Regions from separate parts of the Homo sapiens genome. Here region 1 is linked to region 2. A link is a loop called in an ENCODE intact Hi-C map of the cell type or tissue named here. Cell type or tissue: endothelial cell of umbilical vein. All regions are shown on one strand.

The links. Hi-C counts contacts between places; a loop is a spot of excess contacts. Peaks named below come from ENCODE experiments on the same cell type or tissue, not always from the same donor. Only the 100,000 strongest peaks of a DNase experiment are listed, where the experiment ranks them.
Region 1: a loop joins it to region 2, with 5 times the contacts of the local background. A loop is called at or near these places in 2 of 110 quality-filtered maps.

What each region holds. Positions count from the first base shown.
Region 1 is chr2:236,164,285-236,172,284 of GRCh38, forward strand. GBX2 (gastrulation brain homeobox 2) reads right to left here and starts at 4,102. Exons shown (of 2, transcript NM_001485.4): 1 at 3,165-4,102; 2 at 952-2,153. The coding sequence starts at 3,687. The coding sequence ends at 1,630. GBX2-AS1 (GBX2 and ASB18 antisense RNA 1) reads left to right here and starts at 3,158. Exons shown (of 2, transcript NR_186035.1): 1 at 3,158-3,385. LOC124906126 (a long non-coding RNA gene) reads left to right here and starts at 4,742. Exons shown (of 2, transcript XR_007088136.1): 1 at 4,742-5,100; 2 at 5,245-5,512. RefSeq lists enhancers at 1-118, 2,281-3,233. In endothelial cell of umbilical vein, a CTCF peak has its summit at 3,328 (motif pointing left); DNase peaks (open chromatin) are centred at 237, 397, 3,317 and 4,187; H3K4me3 peaks cover 3,458 bases; H3K27ac peaks cover 834 bases; H3K27me3 peaks cover 300 bases.
Region 2 is chr2:235,855,687-235,863,686 of GRCh38, forward strand. All of the region lies in intron 9 of AGAP1 (ArfGAP with GTPase domain, ankyrin repeat and PH domain 1), which reads left to right. Among named protein-coding and RNA genes, the nearest start is that of GBX2-AS1, 310 kb to the right of the region's middle. RefSeq lists an enhancer at 1-149. In endothelial cell of umbilical vein, no CTCF peak of the experiment used is centred here; DNase peaks (open chromatin) are centred at 4,075, 4,575 and 5,395; H3K27ac peaks cover 2,901 bases.

The sequences.
Region 1 (8,000 bases), 310 kb after region 2:
ACTCGAAAGGCTGAGGCTGGCGAAGCCCCGGCTTCTCTCGCGCTTCGGGCTGCTGGCTTGGTGGCACCACGCTCACACTCGCTGGCCCGCTGAACGCCCCTGGGCCTGTCCGCCGCAGTATCTGGCGGCGCGCTTCGGGGTCCGGCAGCGAGCGGACAGGGCTCTGAGCGCAGGGCCGGGGTTGGGACAGGAGTGGGCTTGGGGACCAGGCACGCCCCACCGAGATGGGGAGGCGCGCAGCTCCCCGTCCCTTGCAGACCGACTCCCAGCTCCCCTGCGTAGCCTCTCCCGTTTTCCCCCTTTGTGGTGCGGACTACCGGGGCGTCCTTGGGGTGGGGCGGTGCCCGGGTCCCGCCCCCTCGACCCCGCCCGGAGGGGGAGGTGCCGGGGCCGGGGGCGCTCCAGCCAGCCTCCGCCTCCGACTGAGGGCTGCCGGGAAGCCGGCTGGGCTCGCTGGGTTTTTGCTCCTGTCGCCAGATAACGCCCGGAGCCTGATTTATGGACCCTCCACTCTGCCGGCAGGCGAGCACCGCTTCTTTTCGGGCCGGAGATATTTGTAAAGGAAAGACGTTTCCTCCCTGGCTGTAGTCGATTTGGAGCATCAGGAGTTTGTGCAAAGCCACCAATACCCGCACTCGCTTGCCTCCTCCGGGCACCCACCTCCTCCTCTGGCCGAAGTTTGCCGGCCTACTAGGTATCGATTAGGCTGTGCAAAAGGGGGAGATAGATTTCTAAGGTGAGAATTAGGTTTTCTTAAATTCGTAATCCTATCGGCCCTCTTGCCCTCCTATTTTAAACCTGGCAAAGTGCTGGGTGGCTCAAGTCCAGGATGCCTAAGGAGACCTGTTTCAGGGGACGTTTCTCCAGTACTGGTCCCAGACCAGTTGCCCGGCCACACCCTGGCAGTGCCCGGGACGGTCAAATTCTGGACACACTTATGAGGCCCAGGGATTGGTCTTTTTCCCCCCCTCTCTCCTTTTTATTATTCACAAGACTGAAATTGTTTAAATGTCATAACTTATAAGAAAATAAGCTACATTGAAATAAATTAACACAACGGAGACGTGCTTCACATGGCTCAGATAGGATAGGCAACCCCAGGGGAAACCAAAGCCAGGCAAAAGCAAAGCAAAGCAAAGCGAATTTCCAGGCTGCCTAACAATGTCTGCTTTTCAGTCAACTCAAAAAGCCAGAACGCAAACCAAAATCAGTTTAAACCCCAGTGCTTGTTCTTGGGTTTCACGTTTACCTTTGGAAAAGTATGGAAAGGTGGCTGCTAACCGCGCAGATTACAGCAGAGGTTTTGTTTTCTTCTGGAATGAGTGGAGAAATTACTGGGTAATTAAGTCCTATAACTTTCAAAATACTGCAGCTGAGATCCAGTCTATAGAGATATTTATGTACAAAGTAGGATAGTATAATAAATATTTAGCGTGTCTTCTGGTGTGGCTGTAAGCCCCTTCAAAAGCAGTCTTTTAAGCCCATTTAGTGAATATATTCTCAATTTGCTTGGGATGGCCACAGCTGGGCTGTGACTTTGTTGCTTCAAACACAGTGGAGTCCACCATGGGTTCCCTCGGGTGCGGGGGCTTCTCCAGGTGGGTGCCAGGCCCTGGCCCTTCTGGACCCTCAGGGCCGGGCCTGTTCTAGCTGCTGATGCTGACTTCTGATAGCGAACCTGCTGACGTGGACAGGGATGGGGACGACGATCTTAGGGTTCCGGGAGGGCTCCCCTGTCTTGGAATTGGCATTGCCTGCCTTCACCCGTTTCCACTTGGCCCGTCGGTTCTGGAACCAGATTTTCACCTGCACCTCGCTGAGTTTGAGGGCGTGGGCGATCTGCGAGCGCTCGGTCAAGGAGAGGTACTTTTTGCAGTGGAACTCCTTCTCTAGCTCCAGCAGCTGCTCGCTGGTGAAGGCAGTCCGCCGCCGCCGGTTCTTGCCCGTAGACGTGGTGCTGCCCGCGGCGCCGCTGCTCGGCGGGGTCTCCTCCAGCGCGTGGCCCGGGTCTTCCTCCTTGTGAGCTGCCTGGCCAGTCAGATTGTCATCCGAGCTGTAGTCCACATCGCTCTCCAGCGAGAAGCTCTCCTCCTTGCCCTTCGGGTCGTCTTCCACCTTTGACTCGTCTTTCCCTTGCCCTCGGACAGCCCCGACTGAAAGCAAAACCAAACGGCATTTTATTACATTTCGCACACTGGCCTTCCTTTCTCCTTCCCACCGTCATTTGGACATTCCGCGCCCCCCGCCCCCCACCCTTTAGCGGATTGTCTTTCTATGACATTAACACATTGTGATTTCCTGGCCTTTGAGGGGTAGAGGAGGGGTGGGGGGAGCGTGAGAAAGCTCAAAGGAGAGGAGGCAGTACAGGCGACGGCCCTTTGCCCAGAACCATCACTCAAAGGGCCGCCATGCCTCCCCCGCACCCTCCCAGCCTCGGCAGCGTCAGGAGAAGTAGCAGGAGGCGCGAGGCCCAAGAGATTGCCCGCTTTGTCCCTGGGGTGGGGACTGGTTGAGGACTGATGGGGGGATTCACGATTCATCCTCCCCCCACCGCCACCATGAAAATGTAGTGAACCTCAATTGCTTCCTAACCGGAGTGGAGGCGTAGGGACGTGCAGATCCCAGACCATCTTTTTTGAGACAGACAACGTTGGTCAAAGGGATGTTTTGTGGCCTTATAAGTTCCCACCAGACACCCCCAACACAAACACACAGGCACAGCCTCCCAGCAGTCCGTTTCTCCCAGACAAGTAGCAAGACCAGCGAAGGGGTTTAAAAAGTCTGGGCGCCCCTGGGCACACGCACGGCTGAGACGCGCAGCCCAACCCGTCTCCCCTAGAGGCTGCAACCTACCCGGAACCCCAGGTCACCGCGGAGCGGCAGAGGCGGCCTCGGCCAAACGCATCGTCAGATAGATATGTGGCCCAGGGCAGCAGCTGGTCGCCGGGCGCTAAACGCCCCCCCTCCCGAGACCCCGCTTGTTGGGTGGCTCTGAATGTCCCCCGGAGGCCCAGCGGCACAGCCGGGCCTCATCCTCCAGCTCCTCCCGCGGGGGTCGAGCGGGGGCGCGGCCTCGCCCCCTTGGTCTCCCGCGGGAACCCGGCGCTGGCCCGCCCCCGCCTCCTCCCGCCCCCTCGTCCCGGCTGCGCGCGCCGCCGACTCACCGAGCGAAGCCTGCACCGTCTCGGCCGCGGAGAAGGCGAGCAGCGAGCCCTCTTTGGCCAGGAAGCCTTTGCCGTCCTCCGCGTCAGCCTGCAGCGCCTCCGCCTTGTCGAAGTTACCGCCGCCGGGCAGCGGCTGCGGCGCGAACTTGCGGGCCGCTGCCGCCTCCTGGTGCTGGGGCGACGCGGAGAAGCCGCCGGGGAGCGTGGCCATGAGCGTAGAGGTGAGCGCCATGCCCTGCGCCAGGCTGGAGCAGAAGCCTGTGGGCAGGCTGGGGATCTGGTGGTGAGGGTGTGCGGGCGGCAGCGCTGGCTGCAGCGCGGCCTGGGGCAGCGCGGGCGGCGGCGGCGGCGGCGGCGGCAGCACTACCGGCCGGTAGGGCATGAACATGGGGTAGCCGGTGTAGACGAAATGGCCGGGGCTGGGCTGCGGCGGGCTGCCGATCAGCGAGTCTATGCTGAAGGCGGTGCTACTCCCCAGCGGGCGCTGCATCATCATCAGCGACGGCGGGAACGCTGCGCTCATAGACGCGCTCGGTAGAGGCCAGCGAGAGGCGAAAAGTCCCCGCGCCGCGCCGCCGCCGGGAAGCCCGCCGGACGCCGGGAGCACCGCCGGGAGCGCCGGGCAGGGGCCGAGCGGGACCCGGAGAGCAGACGCCTCCGCCCCTCAGTCCTGGGCCCGCTGCATGCCGGGCGGGTGCAGGGGGTGTGCGGGGTGAGGCCGTGCGCCCCGGAGTGGAGAGGGCGCCCGGGCCCCGAGGGCTCGCCGGAGCCCCCGTCCGCCGCTTGCCCGTCGGAGCCCGCGCGCTTCGCGGGTTTGGCCCTCGGCCCCGGTAAGCTGCCGTCCGTCCGTCCGTCCCGCCGTCCGTCGCCTCCCGCGGGCCGCTGGGGAGCGCGCGAAGCCGGCGTACTTATCTCCGGCGGGCGCAGCCAGCACCTTTAAATCGCGCTCCTCTTTCTCATTCACATTTTGCCTGCCGCCTGGCCCGGCTCGCCTCACGTGGGGCTGGGCGCCTCTGGCCATTGGCTGAGCGGGGCGGGGGTGGGGCGAAAGCGGGGCCCCGCCCTTTCCACCCAAGCTGGCCTCGAGCGGGCTGCGGGCGCCACCGTCGGAGCGCGCGGGCCGGGGAGCCGGAGCCTGCATGCCTAGCCCGTGCCGCGCAAACTTGAGACGGGCGGATGGCACCTCCAAGGCTCGGACCTTGGGGCCCTGCAGCCTTGTCGAGGCCACCTCGAAGGGTAGCCTCCGGGGCCCGCACCCCCACGGCTGGGCCGGGGGCGCTTTATTTCTTTTACTGTATTTGCCATGGAACCAACCTGCCTGCGGCTCACTCCAGCGCTGGGTGCTCCGGCTGCGCCTGGGGTCCGGGCGAGGGTCCTGGAGTTGGGGGCAGGGTCCTGCCCCTCCGGAGCCACCCCCGGGGCGAAGGCTGGGAGCTGGCAGCGCCTGCCCGCCGCCAGAAACCCGCCGGGTTGCTCGCTGTAGGTCCGCGCACCGGGTGGGGCGGGGAGGCTGCTGCTTCCCCCATCCCGGGCTGGGCCCTCCCGTGAGCGATCCCGTCTCTCATTTTTCATGACATTCTTAATCATCGCACCTATTTACACACTTTGCCAGCGCGCACCAAAATAACAACCACGATAATTATGATAATAAAGAGAGTCCTTTATCTGCTCCATCCTCGGGGAGGAAGGGGGGAGTTGCTGTGCCTCCAGATTGTATAACGTGAGATTATCCTGATGAAAGCTTTATGATGTTTGCTCAAATAAAAGCTGCGTTTTGTAAATAGGCGCTAATTAAGCACGTTGCGAACGCAAGGAGTGCTCACCCTGGCGCCGCCGCCCGGTTTCCAGCGCGAGGACTCGAGGGCGCGCGGTTCCTCTTTGCTAACTGCAGGATGGAGCCGATCCCCTCAGGATGTTTCCCCTGTTCTCGACAACGGTAAAGACCCCCAAATTTGAAAGTAAGGGAATTTTGGGGTGGAGGGAAACTAGGGACGTACTTATCCCCTCTTCCATTTTCAAACAAAAAACTTTCAGCTCTTGTCTTCCCTTTAAAAATGGAATCACTTCTTGACAACGGCAGACCGTGCAGAGCGCACCAGCGCGAGCGGGGCTTCCTCGAGTCTCCAAGGCCCGGGCTTCAACTTCCCGGGTCTAGACGTCAGCCCTGAACCGCCAACAGCACCGGGTTGGGGAGAAGGAAAGAAGGGCATTGTTAGTTCGGTCATTAAAAATCAGCTCACGCCGAGGAGCTAGTGGTTGGGGAGTTGGCCCGTGTTGGACGTGTGTTATGTATCACTTACAAGCACATTTAATTGGGAGATAAAGATAAATCGATCTTTATGAATTTATCGACCCGATTCTTTGAAGCTCTTTTTTCGCGTTCTTCCTCTTTCTCTCGCTCTAGCCCCAAGGCCCCCCGGGGGACGTCTTAATCCCAGATCAGCTCCTCTGCCAGGAGTCCCGCCGGAGACCCACTGCCCACCCAGCAGACCTGGAGGAAAGAGGGGAGGGTGTGTCCTTGGCGCCCCGGGACGCTGGGAAAACTCGCTGGTCCGCCGCCAGCCCTCTCCTCCTCCTCGCCTCCTCCCTCCCTACCACCACCCGGACAAAGACGTCTCGATCGCGTTTCCCCACTCCAGGCCGCAGTAATAGATCGCTCCGGCAGCAGGCGGTTTGAAAGGAATTCATTAGGACGCTGCCTGGATTGCCTCCCCTGACTTCACGCCCAGACCCCGAGGTGGCTTAGGCAGTGTGAGGGGAAATGAATTCCCTTTGGGATCCATGGAGAAGGAGGTGTCTGTGGGATCTCCAGGCTCTATCCCTCCTTCTTCACTCCCAGAAAAGAAGAAAAAGAAAAAAAAAATCGAAGCCCAGGGCAAAAGGCTGATATCTTTATGAGCATAATAAATACTCCCCCTCATTATGAGATAGTTACAGTGACACAGCCTTGGGTGCCATTACCCTGTTTTTTGAATACTAAGAAACGCTCCATTCCTTCCTTGATTTACGTGGCTACAGCCGGGGCCCTTCCGGCTTGCCACTGACATGCCGGGGGAAGCTGTTATTCATTTTACCTAGGCAGGTTTGCCATGCACTTTGCTATTTCGCCGCAAAAATATTGTTCTAGGGACTTTTGTCGCCTGATTACCCTCTGAGAGGCAGGGATTCCTTTGATTATTTTGGTGATTATTCTACATTTAAAGTTCAGCAAGAAGATTTAGGTCCGTCGAATTATAGCTGCACTTGAAATAATTTGATGGCATGTTATTTGCATCCATAAATTGCCATAGCAAGTATTGACTGCAGGGGTTATAATACTAATCTTTTATTAGTGAGTTCAGATAATTCCCATCAATATGAATTTTATTTACTAGTGCCTTTTTCGCAAATGCAATGCAGTAATACTTTCTCATCTAATGCTTAGCTGCTTAGAAAACGACTGTTCGTGTCATAAAAGGATCCTTGTGTTTCGGCGTGATTAACAAGATGCATTCGGGGCACCTCAGCTACCTGCAAAGCGTTCAGAGCGTGGGGACTGCGGATAATAAAAGCCTTTAGAGTTTTTCCTCGGCTCCTCGGATAGATTTATGGACAGGAGCGATAGATGCATGGCTTATCCATCCTCCGGATTCCTACCTGCTTAGCTCGTAACAGCCTCAAACTGCAGAGTCCTCCGTGACTCAGCTCGGCCCAGTCTACGCGGGAAAATCACCGGGCACAGATGTTTGCAACTTGGTCCCCTCCCCCCTCCAATTAGGAAAAATGAAGGGCGCACCCGAAGGGAGAGCTGGGTCCTCCAACTCCAGTTAACTTCGTGAACTTCCCTCCCCTCTTCCCCCCTAGATGAAGATAGCTCAGCCCCTGGGCACTTCACTCGACAGGTGCTAGGCTAGTGTCAGGTTCAGATGATGCCACTTAAAACCTCAGACATTCCGAAAAAGTGATGGTAATTAAGTTGGCCCCTCGCTTCGGGGTTGTCCCAGGCTGCGCTTGCATGCAGATGTATGAAGGTTGAGGGTGAAATAGAAAACGCACAAGTAAATGAATATTCATGCAGCAAACTTGTGCTGGCCTGCCCAGCCCAGCCCAGCCCAATCCGGAGGAGGAAGCACCGCGAATGGCGCGCTTCGCTGCCGCCGCCAGAGTCGAGGTAACGGGTGGTCGTGGAGAGGGTACGGTGTGGCCACCCGTGGTCTCGGAGGACGCGGGGAATCCTGCGGGCCTCGAGGGTCTGGCGCTCCCGCCAGTCGCCCAGTCCTAGGCGACAGGCTGGTTTCTCGGGCAACCGAGTTGTTTTTATTTACAGGGATTTTGAGAAGCCCGATCGTTTGGTCATTGCCGCAGCTCTTGCTCCTGGCAATAGTTGGGAAATAACTTGGGATGGGTTTTATTTATGGAAGGGCAATTGGGATTCACACCCAGCTAACCCTGAACAGTCCCTCCCGAGCCCAGGACGCACTTACAAAGGGGCGCTTGTGTAAAATTCCCCATCAGACACACTAATTTGCAAGTAGCAGAAAGCATTGAAGCCTCATCTTTTTAAACATTTTATTCAGCTTTTTTTTTTTTTTAATCTGAAAGCCCAAAATAGACTCCATGTGGTTCTAAGTGAAGTCAGCCCTTGGCTGGCTTTGAAATAGCTCCTGCAATTATGTAAAAGAGCCATTCACCAACAGGACGGAATTAAAAGGGATCTCGCCCGCTTCCCTTTCATTGCCAACCTCTCATGTTTGGCTTTTCAAAGCACTTCCAACACGATGTCTTTCTCCAGGACAAAAGGCAGAACAAAAAAAGTCCCCAAACTTGTAAATTGAACGTCAAGGGAACTTTAAACAA
Region 2 (8,000 bases):
AGCAGCTCCACTGAATTCAAGTCAGAGGATATTTGTTTGAATTGGAGACTGGGTGTTGGTAAATGGGTGACAGTGACAAGTGGGTGATTGGGGACACGTCCTTGAGGCTCATGCCTTAGAGGAAATGCCTTGTTTACCCTATGAGGTCTCTAGATGCACGGAGGCTACTGCATTCCCAGGGGGTCAGCCTTGTCTCAGAAGTACTGAGAATATTATTATTATCATTATTATTATTATTTTCTTTTGAGATGGAGTCTCGCTCTGTCACCCAGGCTGGAGTGCAATGGCATGATCTCGGCTCACTGCAACTTCTGCCTCCTGGGTTCAAGTGATTCTCCTACCTCGGCCTCTCGAGTAGCTGGAACTGCAAGCATCTACCACCACACCTGGCTAATTTTTGTATTTTTAGTAGAGGCGGGGTTTCATCATATTGGCCAGGCTGGTCCTGAACTCCTGACCTTGTGAGCCACTCGCCTCGGCCTCCCAAATTGCTGGGATTACAGGCGTGAGCCACCGCACCCGGCCGAGAATATTTTTAAATGTTCATCTCAAGTTAGCATCACTGAAGCTATAGCTTCCTCTCTTTAGTTTGTTCTTGTACCCAGTGATTCACCCAGAATTGTTTGGGTTTTCCATATAAGAAAATGTGATTCGCTTGGTGTCAGTAAGGAAGGGATTCTCTGACTCATAGAAGCAGGGGTGTCACCCCAAACAGCACCATGAGGAGGATAGCCTGAGTCCGATCCCTCTGGGTTGGGGCTGCCATCAGGATCTGTACATTCTCATGACCTGTGTGCTTAAACTTGGGCCCTTGAGGTTCCTGTCCTTTCCACATCTAAGCCAGCAGTAGACTCAAACCGAAGGTCCGTTAATGTCCTCATCAGTCGTGAGCAGCTCTGTGTGGACCATCTGCCTGTCCAGTACTGAACCAGTTCCTGTGACTGGGGCTCATTGCCTTGGCCTAGGCCACATGTTGACCCAGAGTACACAGGCCAGGATGGGAAAGGGTCACCTGCCCATGCAGAGTCACAGGTCCTGGCCATGAGCACAGGAGTTGGATGTAGGACAACCACCATAAATGTCCCTTGCCCAAGTTGTCATGAAATTTCAAAACTTCAGCCAGTGTTCCCTGCTTGACACTCAGACCTGAAGGCCTCCTGCAAGTGCCAGCCACTGTCGTGAGCTCAGGTGTCTGAGAGCACGCTTGGTTCCCACGCTGCGGTCCGGTTGGACGTGGTAGATGTGAGACCAGTGCCTGAAAGAATGCCGCTGTAGGGAAACATGAAGACACACACACTCAGCCACACTGTATTTAATGGGCCGGGATTTGTGTAAGTGATCTCCATGGAGACGCAGGTGGTGAGCCTGAGATGCTACACTTTAGAGCAGGAGTCATCCACTCCCAGATGGCAGCCTGGTACCAGTCTGTGGCCTGTTAGGAACCGGGCCACACAGCAAGAGGTGAGCGGCGAGTGAGTGAGCATTACTGCCTGAGCGCTGCCTCCCGTCAGATCAGCGGAGGCATTAGATTCTCACAGAAGTGCGAACCCTATTGAGAACGGCACATGCAAGGGATCTAGGACGCACACTCCTTATGAGAATCTAGTGCCCGATGATCTAAGGTGGAACAGTTTCACCCTGAAAACCATCCCTCCTCCCTATCCGTGGAAAAATTGTCTTCCAGGAAACTGGTCCCTGGTGCCAAAAAGGTTGGGGGCCGCTGTCGTAGATCCTTTGACGAGCGTCCCCAAGGAGACCTCAGACACAGGTTCCTGCCTTGCAGGGTCCTGACCCCGACCCTCCCGTTGCTCACAGTGTGTGTGCATGTCCGTTGAGCAGCTTCCCACCCTGATTGCAGCTGTTCCTTTTTAAACAGAACCTGCAGAAGTGGATACACCAAGAACATGGATGCATTGCATGTCACATGTATACATTGTCTGTTTCTCCACATATACACCATAACAGAAATGACACAGAAGAGCACCTCCTCGGTTTGCCAACTAGCTTTTGTATAGCAGCAAATTCAAAGTCAACTAGTGATGAGGAAAGACTGGAAGCAGCTAATAATAAGCATTCTTATGTAACTGATTTGCAAGAATGTAGTACAGTCGTCATTTGGGAATTGACTGGGTATAAAGAGTTTTCCAGTAAAAGCGCTGGAAGAACCAGAGCCTGCAGAAGCAGGCCTATCGCCCTGTGCCATGTTTTTTGCCACACTGTCTGCCCATGTTGGGAGTGTGAGGCTTATACCCAGGGCTGCTTCCTGGGTGATCTTGGGGGATTTTCATTTTTCTGGTACAGGACTGGAGAGTTTATGAGATACACCATGACGGTACAGCATTTAATTTAGTATCACCACTTCGGGAGAATGTGTATCTTAATTGCTAAAATCTCTAACTTTGTATAAATTCAAATTGAACATAATCCAGACTATATAGCAATCTTTAATGAATTCCATCATCAACATTACCACATAAAGGAAGTTAAGTTGGGCGTATAAAATCGTAATTCAGTAAATTTTTCTTTAGTTAGTAAGCAGATTAGTATTCATTGCTAAGATGCATTTTATCAACGGTTTTGGTAGCGTTAGTTAAAAAATGTAAGAATAATGCTATAGAACATGAACATAACATTTTTAGAGAAGTATATTTATCAAACTTTTTAGTTGCACAGTTTCTAAGGGCTGCTTACTGATTAAAAACATTTTTACTTATAAAAATGTCAGCCTGTTTTATTTAAGATAAGACATTGAGCTTTCAAGTTGGCAAATTGATGGGCAGAACGTATATATCCTGTTTGTACATGTTTGAGTTTAAGATGCAGTAGGTTAGGGGGAAAATGTTTTAAAACCATACAGAATTTAGGAAACAGACCTTTTAACTAATAACTGTTACTGAGAGATGATAAAAAAAAATATGAACTAGTTCACAATGAATTATATTTTGTATGCATGATTGTCTGTGATTATTAATTGATGTGTACTTCCTCTTTGTCAAAAGTTATAATGTATCCGTCTACCATGAAAGGTCCCTAGAACATGAAAGGTGGTTTCTCTACATGCCTGTGAAATTGATGAGCAGGGAGAGGCTTACTCATATTTTAATGCCAGCAGTAACAGTGCTCACACCCAGAGATCAGGGGCATCAAAGTTGGTGGTAGCAAGGAGTATTTGCCACTGTAATTGACAAATAATACCCCTCATAAATACTGCCAGTCTTTTCAATTAGTTTTCATCTAAAATTCTGGCTACAAAATGATGGCCTGTCAACTGACAATGAATGGCAAAAATTAATAAATTGTCTTCTAAATAGAATGGACACTTAAGAAAAATTGGGCAGCCAATTTAGCACAGCATGAAGCAAGGGGAACCCTTTGTACTGGTGCCGGGCACTAATGTTGTCTCGATCTTTATTAATGGTGCTCGGCGGCTGCTGACAGTTTTGTTGCTACTGGCAACTTTCTTCATTAAAATTAAAGCCAGCATCAAATTCCATTAGCCGTACTCTGGGCACCTTGCATTTTTTTTTTAATACATATTGTTTCTTTTGTTAACTCCCTCTCCACCCATAAGAAGTTGTCAGAGAAGTTAAATGGAAGGAATTGTTTGCTAAGGCCAGAGAACCATTCACTGTTGTTGTGGGGAAATGGCCATTACTGGCCCGGTGAGAACCCCCATCCTGAAATCTGCAACTCTCCCCCCACAACCTCCCCCCCCCCCCCCGCCTTTTGTTCCATCCCCTTTCAAAATGGGAGCATATTACCTCTAAAAACGACACACTATTTTGGATCTGCAGCTTTCAGATAGGAACGACTAATTGGTATGAGGCCTTCTAGTTTCTTATTTTTTCTGAGCAGTTTTTTTTTTTTTTAAAGTTCCTGCTTCCCTTTTCTAACTGTATTTCCATAGCTGACTATACCTTAACACAATAGTAACTCAATGCTCAGAGAGACTCGCATTTGTCCGGAAGGCCTTAGAGTTATTTTCCCGAAGGCATTACTTTTATCTGTAGAACAAATTTCAACCTTTGAAGGAAAAAATCGAGCTTTGCTGAATAAGTTCTGAACTATTGTCTGAAAAGCCGTTGCCTGCCCTTCACAGCACTGTGTACAGTTCAAAAGGCTCTGAAATGCCTCCGCCCTGGAGCTGCTCCTCTTTCGCCAGCAAGAGGCAACAAACAGCTCTGATTCTAGGACAACTCAGTTCTTGGCTGTGCGCAGCGCCTTCCACCAGCAAGCAGAGGTTGTATGGCCACTGCGAATGTCTCTTGTAAAGGAACTAGGCTGGGATCACCATCCCCATGGGTTACCTTCCCCTCCCAGCCCAGTCTCATAATTGCTTTCTTCTGTCCTCAGTAATGCTAAGTTTAGGGGCTAAACCTTCATCTCAGTTTGTTTTCTTCTTCTCCTCCTCCTCCTCCTTTTAACTTGTATCTTACACTGAAAGAAACACAAATACTCATTAAAACAGTGAAAAGATAGTTGTCAAGCAACAAAGGAAAGGGCATACCAGAAAACATACACTGAGAAATAAAAAATATAACTTTATCTCTGAGCATCCTAGCACTCAAGGCAAAAAGGAAGATAATAATGCTGAGCTCTGCTGGAAGTCATTACGTAAGTGCGTTCGGTATTTCCTTTAACTGTTCTAACTTGAAACCATAATTATAATTACCTTTTTTTTTTGCCTCAAGGAGATGGCTTATGGATTGAATATGAGGATTACCTTTTTCTAACTGCGCAGCTTTCTAGTCACCACTGTCTCCCCATACCTTCCAGTCTCACATCACAGATACGTATTTTATTAATGGTATCTAGGATAGTGTTAACAGGAGTCTAACAAATCCAGTATTGTCCTTGTGAATCTTATTCTCATTTGTGGAATTTCTCAAAAATACAGCAACTGACTGAGATTCCAAACAGCTCACAATTAAAGACAGTACAATGTTTTGCTTTACAGAGAAGTGGCAGTAGTACAGATTCTGTTTTTTTGTAATAAATGTTTCTGACATTTTAATAGTGAAGTAAATTAATCAAATAATTGCAGGAAGATTCTGCTATTCAGCCGTTCTTTTTTGAGTAATCTTAAATAATTAAAGGAAGAACAACATGCCAAATGATGGTTCAATTAGCATGTATAAAAATAAATATTTACCAAGACTGCATTATTTGCCAAAACGGAGATGTGCAATTATTTAATATTGTTGATGGGGCCCATAAAACAAATAGTACCAAATCTCTCCCTGTGTACGGCCGTCAGCCTCCAAGGGCTGTTCTCCCACTGCAGACACCCCTCCTCTTACCACCACAATATCTGAACCAGGCAAGGAGACAATTGTTACTTGATGACTGAGCCCACTAATATGTTACAGGAAATGGGGCATGAAATGCAATACTTTATATATAGTATGTACTGTGTGAGTCTTCCATTGAAACAAGGCCATTTTTAGCTTGCTGATACAATATTTGCAGTGGTTCATCATTCGATTGTCCTGATTAACAATCAACTTCTATAGGGGACCATTTGAGTAGTTTTTTTAAATGTGATGAATCAGAGGATTTGTTCAACATCACTTCATCCTCTTCTTTAAATGGTAATTGGCACTTGGGAACTTGGGAGTGAAATAAGGTGTGGTCTGTTCTATGTGGTCATTTCCAGAAGTGCCGTTTTGACCACTGCTGTGCCTTTCATCCAGATTTTTGCAACTGGTAAAGGTGTCACAGGCACCATTGAAATCTACTCCCTCATCAGGGAACACACTCTTGTTGATAGCAACAGCATGCAATCTCTGTTACAGCCTCTAAGTTGGAACAGAGAAGGCTTTCGTAGAGGACATTTGGTGGAAATGAAACACATCCAAGCTGTCCCACGTTAACTGTCACCTCTGTCACCCACATGCACTACCTATGTTTAGCAGGGCAGCCTCTGCCTGTGATTTGCAGGGAGCGCATGCTGACAGCTCTCTTCCCTCTCCTTAGTTCCAGGAAGGTCCAGGCAGTTGAACTGACTGCTTGTCTGTAGAAAGACCCACTGTGTCCCTGGGGGACTGGTAGGTACCCTGATTCCTGCTTATCAGGGGATTGATTCTGGGCATGACCCTTCACCTTCTCTGTGCATATCTGTATCTTACCTCCATCTGGTCACTAGTTCCAGTAACTTGGCATTTCCTTAAATGAAACATTAACATCTGTAGAAAAGATCTCTCTGACATGTTAGATGTAACATGAGTTAAAAAGTCCCATTTGGGAGGAAGAGAACCATTGGGGACCCTGCCCCGTGGGGTTCCTGAGTGTCCTGGGCACCTTTGCTTGAGCTCATTCTTTTCGTCAGAGATCAAAACCAGGAGTGCCTCCTTCAGCTTGTACTACCGGATGGCTTAGCACCTGGCGAGTGAGTGTCTCAGAAAGGAAACTGCAGGAGTGCATTAGACCACTCAGGGGCCCTGCTGTCCTGGGTGTTCATCCATGGCTCCATTCATCCATGGCTCCGTGCACGTGCAGCCCGGGACCATGACTCTGATTCGATGCACTTTGTTTTCCAGAAGCACAGTTTGTCTTCTAACTTCTAATCAGTTCGGGATGGTATTCAAATTTCCAAGAAATTAAATTATTTGTAGTAAGGAGTTATTGCCAGTAGCAGTGGTAGCGGTCCTTGTCATCGTCATCAAAGTGGCGGTGGTAGTAATAGCAGTATAAGGAAATATTTGTGCTGCTCGTAATGAAACGTGCACATGGAATGTTTCTGGAGATCAGGGCCAGATGTAGGGTGCATTTTCCATGCCCGTTCTCATCCGTAGCAGAGACTGCGTGGAGTGCTGTGTTGAGAAGGCTTCGGAGGCTCAGGTGTTGCAGATGCCATCTGCCATCACCATGGGGTAGGGCAGTGCAAACTGCAAACTGTCCCAGGTACCTTTTAGCCATTCTTGGTTTAAGTCTTTAAGACTAAAATTGACACATGGCTGTTTGTCTGCATAAACCTTTTTCTTTCTTTAATCAGGAGGAAAGTGAGTAATCCTTTTCATTTCTCCAGTAGAACCTCTAGTCCATGTCTGAATTGCCTTCACAGACCATATGCACCTTTGAACTTCCGTAATAGATGTCAGGATCCTGAGGGCAGCCCTGGGTTGTTCTTTATGCCTCTTCACATCCAGGGTGGTGCTGTCCACTCACCGTGCGTGCATTGAGACTGTTTGGGTTGCTTTGCTCTCTGGTGAGATCTCTGTGTGCATGCTTTTTCTAATCTCCTCTGCTCTGTGTAGGGCAGGGCATATGTATGTAGTTATCATAATGGGATTTGGAGCCCACAGACAATGTGGCTTCCCCTTTACTGCTCACTGGTTATATTACCTTGCCCAATTACTTAACCTCCATGAAACTTTTTACCATTCATGAGATTTGTTAGAATCATTCAGTAATTCATTCATCAAATACTTTTTGAACATTTGATATTTGCCAGGTTATGGGCAAGACGGGAGTGGTCCCTACTGTCCATAAGCTCATGATGTAGCAACTAAGGAGCCAGATGGCAGGGGCATCCCACGTGGTCTGGGAAGCCCTGTCAAATGGAAACACAGTGCCAACCACAATGTGATTTCCATTTTGCAGGGGCAGGTACATGAGAAAAAGTAAGAAGAAATAAGTGAATCTGAAGTTTATTTTAATATGCTTTATTTAACCTAGTATATCCAGTGTTTGATCATTTTAGCATATAATCAATACAAGAAGTTACCTTGCGCCCTACAGAACCTTCAAAATCTGGTGTGTAGTTCACCTATATAGCACCTCTCGGCTGGGACTGGCCTCCCGTCGAGTCCTCAGTTGGCACATGTGGCTGAGGGTGGCCCTGTGGGATGGTACAGGTACAGCCTCCTCTTTGAGCTAGGGATGATTTCAGCTGACCAGGGGACAGACGCTGGCTGGGGTTAGGGAGGCAGTGTGAGGTGGGCCTCCTGGGCCCGAGGTCATCGAAGGCCCCGGTGGGGAGAGCACATGGCTAACTACGG